2 separate regions of the Homo sapiens genome follow, and region 1 is linked to region 2. A link is an interaction called in ENCODE POLR2A ChIA-PET data of the cell type or tissue named here. Cell type or tissue: PC-9. All regions are shown on one strand.

Evidence for each region. Peaks named below come from ENCODE experiments on the same cell type or tissue, not always from the same donor. Only the 100,000 strongest peaks of a DNase experiment are listed, where the experiment ranks them.
Region 1: POLR2A ChIA-PET joins it to region 2 with 7 read pairs; 1 of 35 experiments calls an interaction of 5 or more read pairs at or near these places.

What each region holds. Positions count from the first base shown.
Region 1 is chr7:134,558,851-134,563,850 of GRCh38, forward strand. The region is part of intron 2 of AKR1B15 (aldo-keto reductase family 1 member B15); the gene reads left to right. Among named protein-coding and RNA genes, the nearest start is that of AKR1B15, 12 kb to the left of the region's middle. RefSeq lists an enhancer at 3,589-4,788. In PC-9, no CTCF peak of the experiment used is centred here; a DNase peak (open chromatin) is centred at 4,331; H3K4me3 peaks cover 420 bases; H3K27ac peaks cover 1,985 bases.
Region 2 is chr7:135,158,418-135,163,417 of GRCh38, forward strand. All of the region lies in intron 1 of TMEM140 (transmembrane protein 140), which reads left to right. It also overlaps a transcript of CYREN not described here. Among named protein-coding and RNA genes, the nearest start is that of CYREN, 9.8 kb to the right of the region's middle. RefSeq lists enhancers at 2,679-2,768, 2,849-2,898. In PC-9, no CTCF peak of the experiment used is centred here; no DNase peak of the experiment used is centred here; H3K27ac peaks cover 1,525 bases.

The sequences.
Region 1 (5,000 bases), 600 kb before region 2:
CCTGGAGTTTCCAGAACATCAGCATTGGCCTTGAGACCATGTTCTCATCCAAGGGTAGAAGAAAAGGAAGCTCGAACCAGCCTGGGAAGGACCCTACCTAGTGCTCCTATGTACTGAGACTGCAGTCTGGACAACAGAAAGAGGATGGACTCATCACACCCGAGTCAAGAAGGTGCCGCCACCTCCAGAATCATGAACTGTCACTCCACAGCCCACCCCCACCAAATTAACTCTAAAAAGAGCTTAATAATCACTTATTTATTCTCTTTTTTCTTTTCAACAGAAGGTCATCTTGTCATCAGTGTAACTCAGGCTAGTCATTTTTTAACCCTTCAGTTTGATGCCTGTTCAGTCATCCCGTATGGAGATGAGCAAGGTCAAAAGAAGCTAGCCCATGTTGATAAGTGTCTATGTCTATACCACAAAAAATCAAGCATGTATAAGTATGGAGTGTTAAAAGTCCCAGTGGTGACTGGGCAGATGTTTGGTGGACTAATAAGTACAAAGGGTGGAGAGCCAAGCTCCCTGCTTCAAATAAATTATGACGACCAAAACAAAAAACTCCAACTAGTCCCTGGTCCCACCCCACCAAATTGTAAGCCATGACACTGTAACCCCTTGTTGCTGATTATAAATAATCCCCGGACCATGGCCCAAGAGCCCTCTATATTCAAACAGTATGGGCTAGGAGGAGATGTTGAAGGACAGATCCATTTCTTAGAGAAATGAATGTGACAATGAAAAATGACACTACTCTTCGTTCATTTTTCTTTGACAAAATAATTTTTCTGTCAATTTTGTATGTATTTAATTTTAACCAAGTAAAGCTTCTTATGGACATATATTCATCAGATTTAAAAAATGAGTTTCTTAAAGGTGCAAAACCAGGAATAGCTTGGTAAATTCATGAAGCTAGAAAGTAGCTAATCAAAGTTCTTATTAAACCTTCTGGGGTTGATTAAGAGTAGCCAAAATTATGCCAGGTGCAGTGGCTCACGCCTGTAATCCCAGCACTTTGGGAGGCCAAGGCAGGCAGATCCCAAGGTCAGGAGATTGAGACCATCCTGGCCACCATGGTGTAACCTCGTCTCTAACAAAAACACAATAATTAGCTGGGTGTGGTGGTGTGCACCTGTAGTCCTAGCTACTTGGGAGGCTGAGGCAGGAGAATTGCTTGAACCCGGGAGGCAGAGGTTGTAGTGAGCTGAGATTGGGCAACTGCACTCCAGCCTGGGTGACAGAGCGAGACTCCACCTAAGAAAAAAAAAAAACTATTAGCGAAAATTCCTTGTAACAAATCCCCTCAAGAGGTGAAATCTATTTCCCTACTCCTTGGCCCCGTCCTGGCCTTGAGACTTGCTTTGATCAATAGAAGGTGACAGAAGTGACACTGCACACATTCCAAGGGTAGGCCTCCTACAATGCTGCTACCTATGAACAAGCCCAAGTTAGCCTCATGGAAAACGGAAAACACATAAAGAGGGTCCCTGTCTTCCCTGACAACCCAGTCCACCCAGTGAGGCCCACAGAGGTGAGGAAACCCAGCTGATACCACGTGGTTCTGAGATCGGCTTATCAGCTGATTCCTGCCCAAATTGCCAACCCACAAAATCACGAGCAAATAAATGGTTGCTGTAATAACCAGTTGGGTTGTTACACGAAAACAGCTAATAGATATACCTTCTTAATCTCAATTATCTAAAAAAGATATCCCTCCTCACTGATTCATAGCTAAGTGGTTCTAGAAGGAATATTTTTATGAATAATACACATTTCTTTATTCTGTGCATCACATGAAAATGGTCAGAATCAAAATGGAGTCACTAATGTTAAAAAACAAACAAAAGACTCTGACAAATACAGCTGGGAAGACCATGAAAAGAGGGTTCTAATGGTTGTACACCTGAAAACCAAAAGTACCACGAAAGACGGCGAACACCACAACCTTGAGCAAAGGCCATTCCAACTGAACAGAAAACATACTCTGCAAGGACCTCTGAACAACTGCCTGTCCAACCTCAGACTAACACCACTTTCGTGATTGATCTTTGGAGCCAAGGCTAATTAATTCAAAGAAATTAGATAATCCTCATTTTTTCCTTAAAAAATTTTTGTTTTCCTTTATTTTCCCAAATATACACATAGTTTACTGTGGCATGCATACTCCCATTGCAGTGGTCTATTCCCAGAGAAATATTTTTCTTTTAGGGACCTCTCTCTGTTATTTAGGTTTATAGTCACAAAGGATTTACTATTTCAACAATACTAGCACTGCATATCATCCAGTATACACTGGGAAAATAAGGTGCCCCATGTGCAGATCCAGGAGACTTTGTGACCACCAGATTATGAGGCATGCATGTATTTATTTATTTATTTTTGAGATGGAGTCTCTATCTGTCACCCAGGCTGGATTCCAGTGGCATAATCTTGGCTCACTGCAATCTCCACCTCCTAGGTTCAAGTGATTCTCAGGCCTCCCAAGCAGCTGGGACTACAGATACGAGCCACCTATGTGGCTAATTTTAGGATTTTTAGCAGACACAGGGTTTCACCATGTTGGCCAGGCTAGTTTCAAACACTTGAGCTCAAGTGATCCACCTGCCTTGGCCTCCCAAAATGCTGGGATTACAGGTGTGAGACACCATGCCCGGACCATGCATGTATTATTAATGTTGAAGTAGATAATTTAACAAACATCAATGAAGTGTTAACATTTTTCACTCATAGGTGCAAAATATCATGCCAATTGCCTTCTATGAGCTGTCGTAAGCCACAGCCTAGAGATTCAATTCCATTTCAAGATTCAACCAAAGCCAACTCATCAACAAGAACATGTAAAAGACAGAAAAACCCACTACCGGCAGGCTGAAACAGATGCTGTGACGTGGCCCTGGCCTGTCATGGCATGTCACAGCATGGCACAGGCCTATATCATGTTCCCTAGACTGCTGACTACCAACTAGTTACAGCTGACTCCAATCAGGTCGGGATTTGACCATCTCTGCACTGAACCTGCAATTGTAACTTTTAAAATTGAAACGCTGCTTCTCACCTCTCCTCCCTAGACTCCATTTCACAGGGAAACCATCACAGGGAAAGAAAGCCTTTGTTTTTTCTTCCTTCTTTGCTTTGCTTTCTCTCTTTCTTTTACACAGGGTCTCACTGTGTCGCCCAGGCTGGAGTGCAGTGGCACAATCTCGGCTCACTGCAACTTCCACCTCCTAGGTTCAAGCAATTCTCCTGTCTCAGCCTCCCAAGTAGCTGGGATTACAGACATGTGCCACTGTGTCTGGAGTTGATTCCTTCCAGTGGTTTTGTGGTCTGGCTGACTTCAAGACTGGAGCAGCGGACCTTCACAGTGAGTGTTACAGTTCTTAAAGATGGCACAGACCCAAAGAGTGAGCAGCAGGAAGATTTATTTTGAACAGCGGAAGAACAATGCTTCCACATCCTGTAAGGGTACCTAAGCGGGTTGCCTAAGCGTTGCTGCTGGGGGCTGGGGTGACCAGCTTTAATTCCCTTATTTGTCCCTACCCACTTCCTGTTGATTGGTCCATTTTACAGAGTGCTGATTGGTCCATTTTACAGAGTGCTGATTGGTCTATTTTACAGAGTGCTGATTGGTCCATTTTACAGAGCGCTGATTGGTCCATTATACGGAGCACTGATTGGTCCATTTTACAGAGTGCTGATTAGTCCATTTTACAAACCTCTAGCTAGCCACAGAGCACTGATTGGTGCATTTTACAATCCTAGCTACAGAGTGCTGATTGGTGCATCTTACAATCCTCTTGTAAGATAGAAAATTTCTCCGAGTCCCCACCCAACCCAGAAGTCCAGCTGGCTACACCTCTCACCACCACACCTACCTAATTTCTGTATTTTTAGTAGAGAGGGAGTATCACCATGTTGGCCAGGCTTCTTTCTTAATCTTTTCTTTTCTTTCTTTCCTTCCTTCCTTTCTTCCTTCCTTCCTTTCTCTTTCTTTCTTTCTTTCTTTCTTTCTTTCTTTCTTTCTTTCTTTCTTTCTTTCTTTCCTTCTTTCTTCCTTCCTTCTTTCCTTCCTTCCTTGCTCCCTTCCTTCCTTTACTCTCTTTCTGTCTTTTTCTGTCTGTTTTCTCTATTCCTTACTCTTCCCTCATTCCTTCCCTCCCTCCCCCAACTCTTCTTTCCTTCCTTTCTCTCTCCCTCCCTACTTTCCAACTTTGGGCTGTGTTGAATTTGTTGACTCATCGTGAACAAACAGAAACTCCAATGATACTGTTACCCAAGAGAACTTTGCAAAAGGTTGTCATGTTTAATAATTCATTCACAGAATCCTCAATCTCACAAAAGCCTGGAATGGATTTTCTGTTTGGACAGGGCAGGGAAGCTACTGTGGCCAGGCTCCAGCTCTTCCCACTGCAGCTAGCACAAGCCTTCTAAAGCAGGATGTGGCCAGGCACAGCTCATGCCTGTAATCCCAGCACTTTGGCAGGCCGAGGTGGGTGGATCACCTGAGGTCAGGAGTTTGAAACCAGTCTGTCTCTACTAAAAATACAAAAGTTAGATGGGAGTGATGGTGGGTGCCTGTAATCGCAGCTATTCAGGATGCTGAGGCAGGAGAATTGCTTGAACCTGGGAGACAGAGGTTGCAGTGAGCCAAGATCACACCACTGCACTCCAGCCTGGGCATCAGAGCAAGACTCCGTCTCAAAAACAAACAAACAAAAAGCAGTGAGAGGTGAAGCCACCTGGACTTCCTGGGTTGAGTGGAGACTTGGAGAACTTTTCTCTTTAGCTAGCAGATTGTAAAGTCACCAATCAGTGCTCTGTGTCTGGCTAAAGGATTGTTAATGCACCAATCAGCACTCTGTAAAAATGTACCAATCTTTCATCCCATCTCATCCCATCTTTCAGTCACTTCACAAATGGTTCCTAGTAGATACAAAACAGTTTTTTCTCCAATGGGAAAACAGAAAACAGCCACTCAGTTTGCTCCCAACACCCGTTTCTAG
Region 2 (5,000 bases):
CCAGAGAGGGAGGAGCACCTCACAAGTAAGCAGCATTGGCAACAAGCTGTGGAACACACAGGATGGCCACATCTCGGTCTCACAGCAGCCCATGGCAGGGCAGGGGGTCTTGTCCTAGATATGTGTAGGATGGCCTGATTTCCCTATCCTTCCTTAGCCAAGAGGCAGCTACAGCCTCATCAGCCCAAACTCAGGCTGGGAGGGGAATGCAGCCCAGCATTAAACTCTCAAAATGCTACCTTGGGCCTGGGATCAGAGAGTGTCCCTCCCAGACAAGCAGTGTGGAAAAGAAGCTGTGGGGAGGGGTGTCTACTCACATCTGTCTCAATAGCAGCCCACAGCAGGGCAGCAGACCCTCCCAGGGGTGCATGGGAGCACCTGCTCTCCCGTCTCCCTCCTTGAAGCAGCTCGGCAGCAAGAGCCATGTCTGTAGAGTCCCAGTATCTAGGCTCTCAAAATGGCACCCTGCTGAGGCTGCTCCAGGTTCAGATGCATGTGAGATTTTGTATTGGTTTCCTTTCTGGAGCAATGCCTCTGTGCAATGTTTAGGCAGCTCCGAATGTCAGGCCCAGGCCCTGGCCCAGTGGGTCGAGGTTTCCTTCCGTGGCCAAGATTATAAAAGTTTGTTTTGGAGCCCTAGGGGGTTCTCTCTTACTGTTTCCCCACATCAGGAGCCTCTCCCGACTCTCAGTCGGTTCCCAGCTGGGCAAGCTGCCTCGAATCCTCTCCTTACTTCTCATGTTTCCCATATCTTTTCTGGTTTATCCTAGCATTCTCTCCTAGACAATCTGTTCAAAATGGATCCACTTACTATTCTGGTTTCTCACCATGGTGGAGGCACATACTACCTGTGTTTAGATAGCCATCTTGATCCTTTCGAAAATTTACTCTTTCAATAAGAACCTGACAAATACATAATTTAGAATTAAATGATACAATATTTGTGTCTCTTTCAGCCGCCATCCCATTCTCCCTTATTAGTATGAAAATGTTAGAGGTGCTTAAACCAACAAAAAAGCTGCCTTAAATTAATCTCCTGAGAATACTTTCCTTCTATTTCCCTAACTAGGAATTTGTATCGCCTTTAAGCAGAAATCATCTCCCTCCTAAGGCCCTGCTCAGGCTGTAACTCTTGAGTGACAGTGGTCAAGTTACATGCTGACCTGGAATCTAAATCTGCATCTTGTTCCAGAGGACCTAGTGCAGCAAAGCATTATACTTTACTGTCACAACTAAGATGGCAAAAGGCTAACAGCCTTTATTTTTAAAGGGTTCATACAGACCAACAAACAAAAACTGAAACTCAAAATTATTTTTAAAATAGCAAAAGAACTGACAGCACTTCACAAAAGAAGAAATACAGATGGTCAACAAACACTTGAAAATGTTAAACTTTACTTATTATGAAGAAAAACTATCAATGATTCATCATTTGTCATTATCAAAGAATAAAAGACTCAAGAATATGCAATACTGGGGAGGATGGGATGAGACAGGCACTCTCTGAAACTGCTGGTGGAAACATAAGTTGATTCACAAAAATATTCACCATAGCATTCATAGCATTATAAAATAATGTTACAAAGCATCTATGTATAAACTATAAACTATGATACAGCTATATGCAGCCCTTAATGTTTAGGAACCATTTCTAGTTCACATAGAATGATGTTCACAAAGTGGGATACAAACATATATATTTATGTAATCCCAACAGTGTAAAACAATAGTGTAAAAAGAAGTGTGCTGTTCAGAGTGGTTATTTCTACGACCTGAAGTATAGATGACTTTTAGTCTTTTCTCTGCACTTTCATGTATTTTCTAGTTTCCTACAATCAGCATGTGTTATTATAAACAGGAAAAGGTTTATCTAAAAATGGCCACAGTGACTCAGCAGTCTCCCCTTTGCCCTCTGAAGGAAACACTGGCTTATCATTAAAGGACATTTAAAAGCTCATTGTGGTGGAAGTGTCATTACCAGGATTGTTTAAGAAAAGAAAAACAAAAACCAGGGAAGGCCCATGGGGAAGTAGAGAAGAGTGTCATGGGGTTTCCAACCAAAGATCCATATGCTGTCACTGCAAAATGTTTAGGGAAAGAAGCGAGGACTGACTTCCACCCTCTCCATACACAAGTTCCTGAATTCTGTCCATAGTTCAACAGAAAGCATGGATGGGCCATGCCAGCACTGTGCTGAGCATGCATACGACATTAAACACAACCCTCCCTCAGGCAGCTCTGCTGTCCTAAGATGTGTAACCAGGATTCGTACATGAAAGAACTCAGGGAGCCTATGTAGCATTTTCATTCGCTCATTTAAAAAAAAAAAACAAAAAAAAGAGCCCCTACTGTGTATCAAAATAACAAAACTGAAGACTGTTCCTCAGAGACATGACACTAGAGTGGAGAATAAATCCTAATTTATAGCTAAACCAGAGTGTGGGCTGAAGGAGCCCAGGAATGCTCTTGCTGCATGGATCAGATTTAGAGAAGCAGAAAGTAGAGTAGGACTCTAGGAGCTGGGGGGTGGCTGAGGATGGGCAGATGGGAATGTATTCATACACAGCCTGAGCAGCTGAGCAGGTGCTGGACTGCACAAGGCAAGAGGGGAAGCTGGGCCTCACCAGAGAATTCCAAGTTCAAGTTCCAAGTCGCACCAGATGATGGCGAGCCTCATAAGAGCTGGGACTGAATATAAAAAGGTGAGAGGCCACCACCTTCTCCACATGCCTGGTCCTGGGCTTCTTGGCTCGTTTTGTTTTGCTCTACATTAAAAGGTCAGTTGAGAGAAAATGAGGAAGTCAAAACAAAGGCTCCTGGCGTCTGGCAGGAGCTGCCGCAAGGTGGCTGATGCAATCTCCCCGAGGAGCCACATTAATTTTTAAAAAGGCAGCTGTTTTCAAAGCAAAACGTTTAATAATTTTTTTTGGAACCCCAGTGTAACAGAATTCAAATGGGAAAAGTGAGAGGGAGTGTTTAAACAAAGGCATCCCCAAGTCCCTTCCCAGTTGGTCCTGAACAATGGAGGAGGTCAAACCTTCTTTTCCACAGCATGATGGTATAAATCAGGGAAGTCCTGGAAATCTATTCCACACCCTAAAATACCCAAACCCATTAAAAGCACAGATATAGGCTTTTACAAACATTTACTAAATAAGCAAAACCATACAAAATATGTTCCCGTCGGCAATTTTTCCCATACCATGGACTCAAATGGTTAAAACTCCTTATCATCCCAGACTAATGCCACCTTTTCAATTCCCAATAATTCCTTCCGTAACAAGCATCATTGCTCCAAGAATCTCTCAACTACATTCAAACCCGAGTCTTCAGACCCTTGGCCCTCTGGGACCTCCAGAGCCTTTGACAGTGCCACCCAAGGCAGCAGCCAGGGCTTCTGCTGGGACAGCCCCTCACTCCTCCACTCTGACTGTCCCCACTGGGCTTCTCTGGAGCAGAAGCCACGGGCAGAACTGGGCAGACTGCCCAGTGCTGCTGAGTCCAGAGAAGCGGCATCTGAGGGGAGGCGGTGGCAGTGTGGACCCCACCCTTACTGTATTCACAGGCCCCAGCTCTCCATCAGCCAGCCTGCCCAGGTCTCTGCCAAAGAAGTCGCTGGTCAATCTTCATTCTCATTTTTGGCATACACCTAGGTCCTTTGAATGGAGCTGCCCTCTCTCTCAGCCTGTTCCATGTTCTTTATTTTCCCCACTTGGTCCCTTTCTGTAACAAATGCAGTGTGTAGAATGAGACAGACCTTCCAGTCAGCTCTGGGAAAGAGGAGGGAGCTGTTCCCCCAGAGGGGTCCCCTCAGAAACTGATCATCAGGGCTGTGTAGCCTTCAGGTCCCTTCCCAGGGCCACGACTCATTTTGCTGCTGAACACCACCTGGGACTCCCTGCTGGGGCTTCCAGGAGGCCATTTGGTATCATGGCCCCAGTACCTTGTGCCTCACAAAGCTTGAAGCTCTGTGTTCCTAGTCACTTCCTGGTGAATGCTGTTGTATTAGTCCATTTTCATACTGCTATGAAGAGATACCCAGTAATTTGAAAAGAAAAAGAGGTTTAATGGACTCATAGTTCCACATGGTTAGGGAGGCCTCACAATCATGGTGAAAGGCAAAGGAAGAGCAAAAGCACATCTTACATGGCAGCAGGCAAGAGAACATGTGCAGGGGAAATGCCCTTTATAAAACCATCAGATATCATGAGACTCACTACCATGAGTACAGTATGGGGGAAACCCACCCCCATGATCCAATTACCTCCCACTGGGTCCCTCCCACAATGTGGGGATTATGGGAGCTATAATTCAAGATGAGATTTGGGTAGGGACACAGCCAAACCATATCAGCCGAAACTTATCCCATACTGGAAAATACACATATGTAAAATACAGTGTGCAGACCACTGTTTCAGAGACCAACTGGACAAAGCCCTTCTGATTTAAAACGGAGTGAAAAGAATTTTTTAAAAGAGTATAACAAAGTGGGCACTTTTATATACAATTAGAGGGACTATGATTAGCAAATTTTCTGTAGGCCAGTTAGGCAGTATTTAGCAAGATCACTAAAAGATATTTCTACCCTTGATCCAATGATTGCACTTATAGGTAGATCACCTGAGAAAAATCAGATTCCAAACACGATTCACACAGCGTCTTCACTTATAATGGTGAAAAGTGGAAACAATTTGTCTAGTAATAGTGTAATGGATGATCCCACATGAACTATTGCACAGCCATTGATCATGTTTTTGAAGAATATTTAACAGCTTTGAAAAATGTTTACTAAATCTAGTGAAAAAACATTACATTCAACATCATGATTATGTAAAAATACATCAGTACAGGAAGAAAATATTGGTAGAATATTAACAGTGGTTTTATGTGTATGATGGGATAAAAGGTTATCTTTTTTATTATTATTTTTAAAATATCTTCTGGCCAGGCATGGTGGCTCATGCCTGTAATCCCAGCACTTTGGGAGGCCAAGGTGGGTG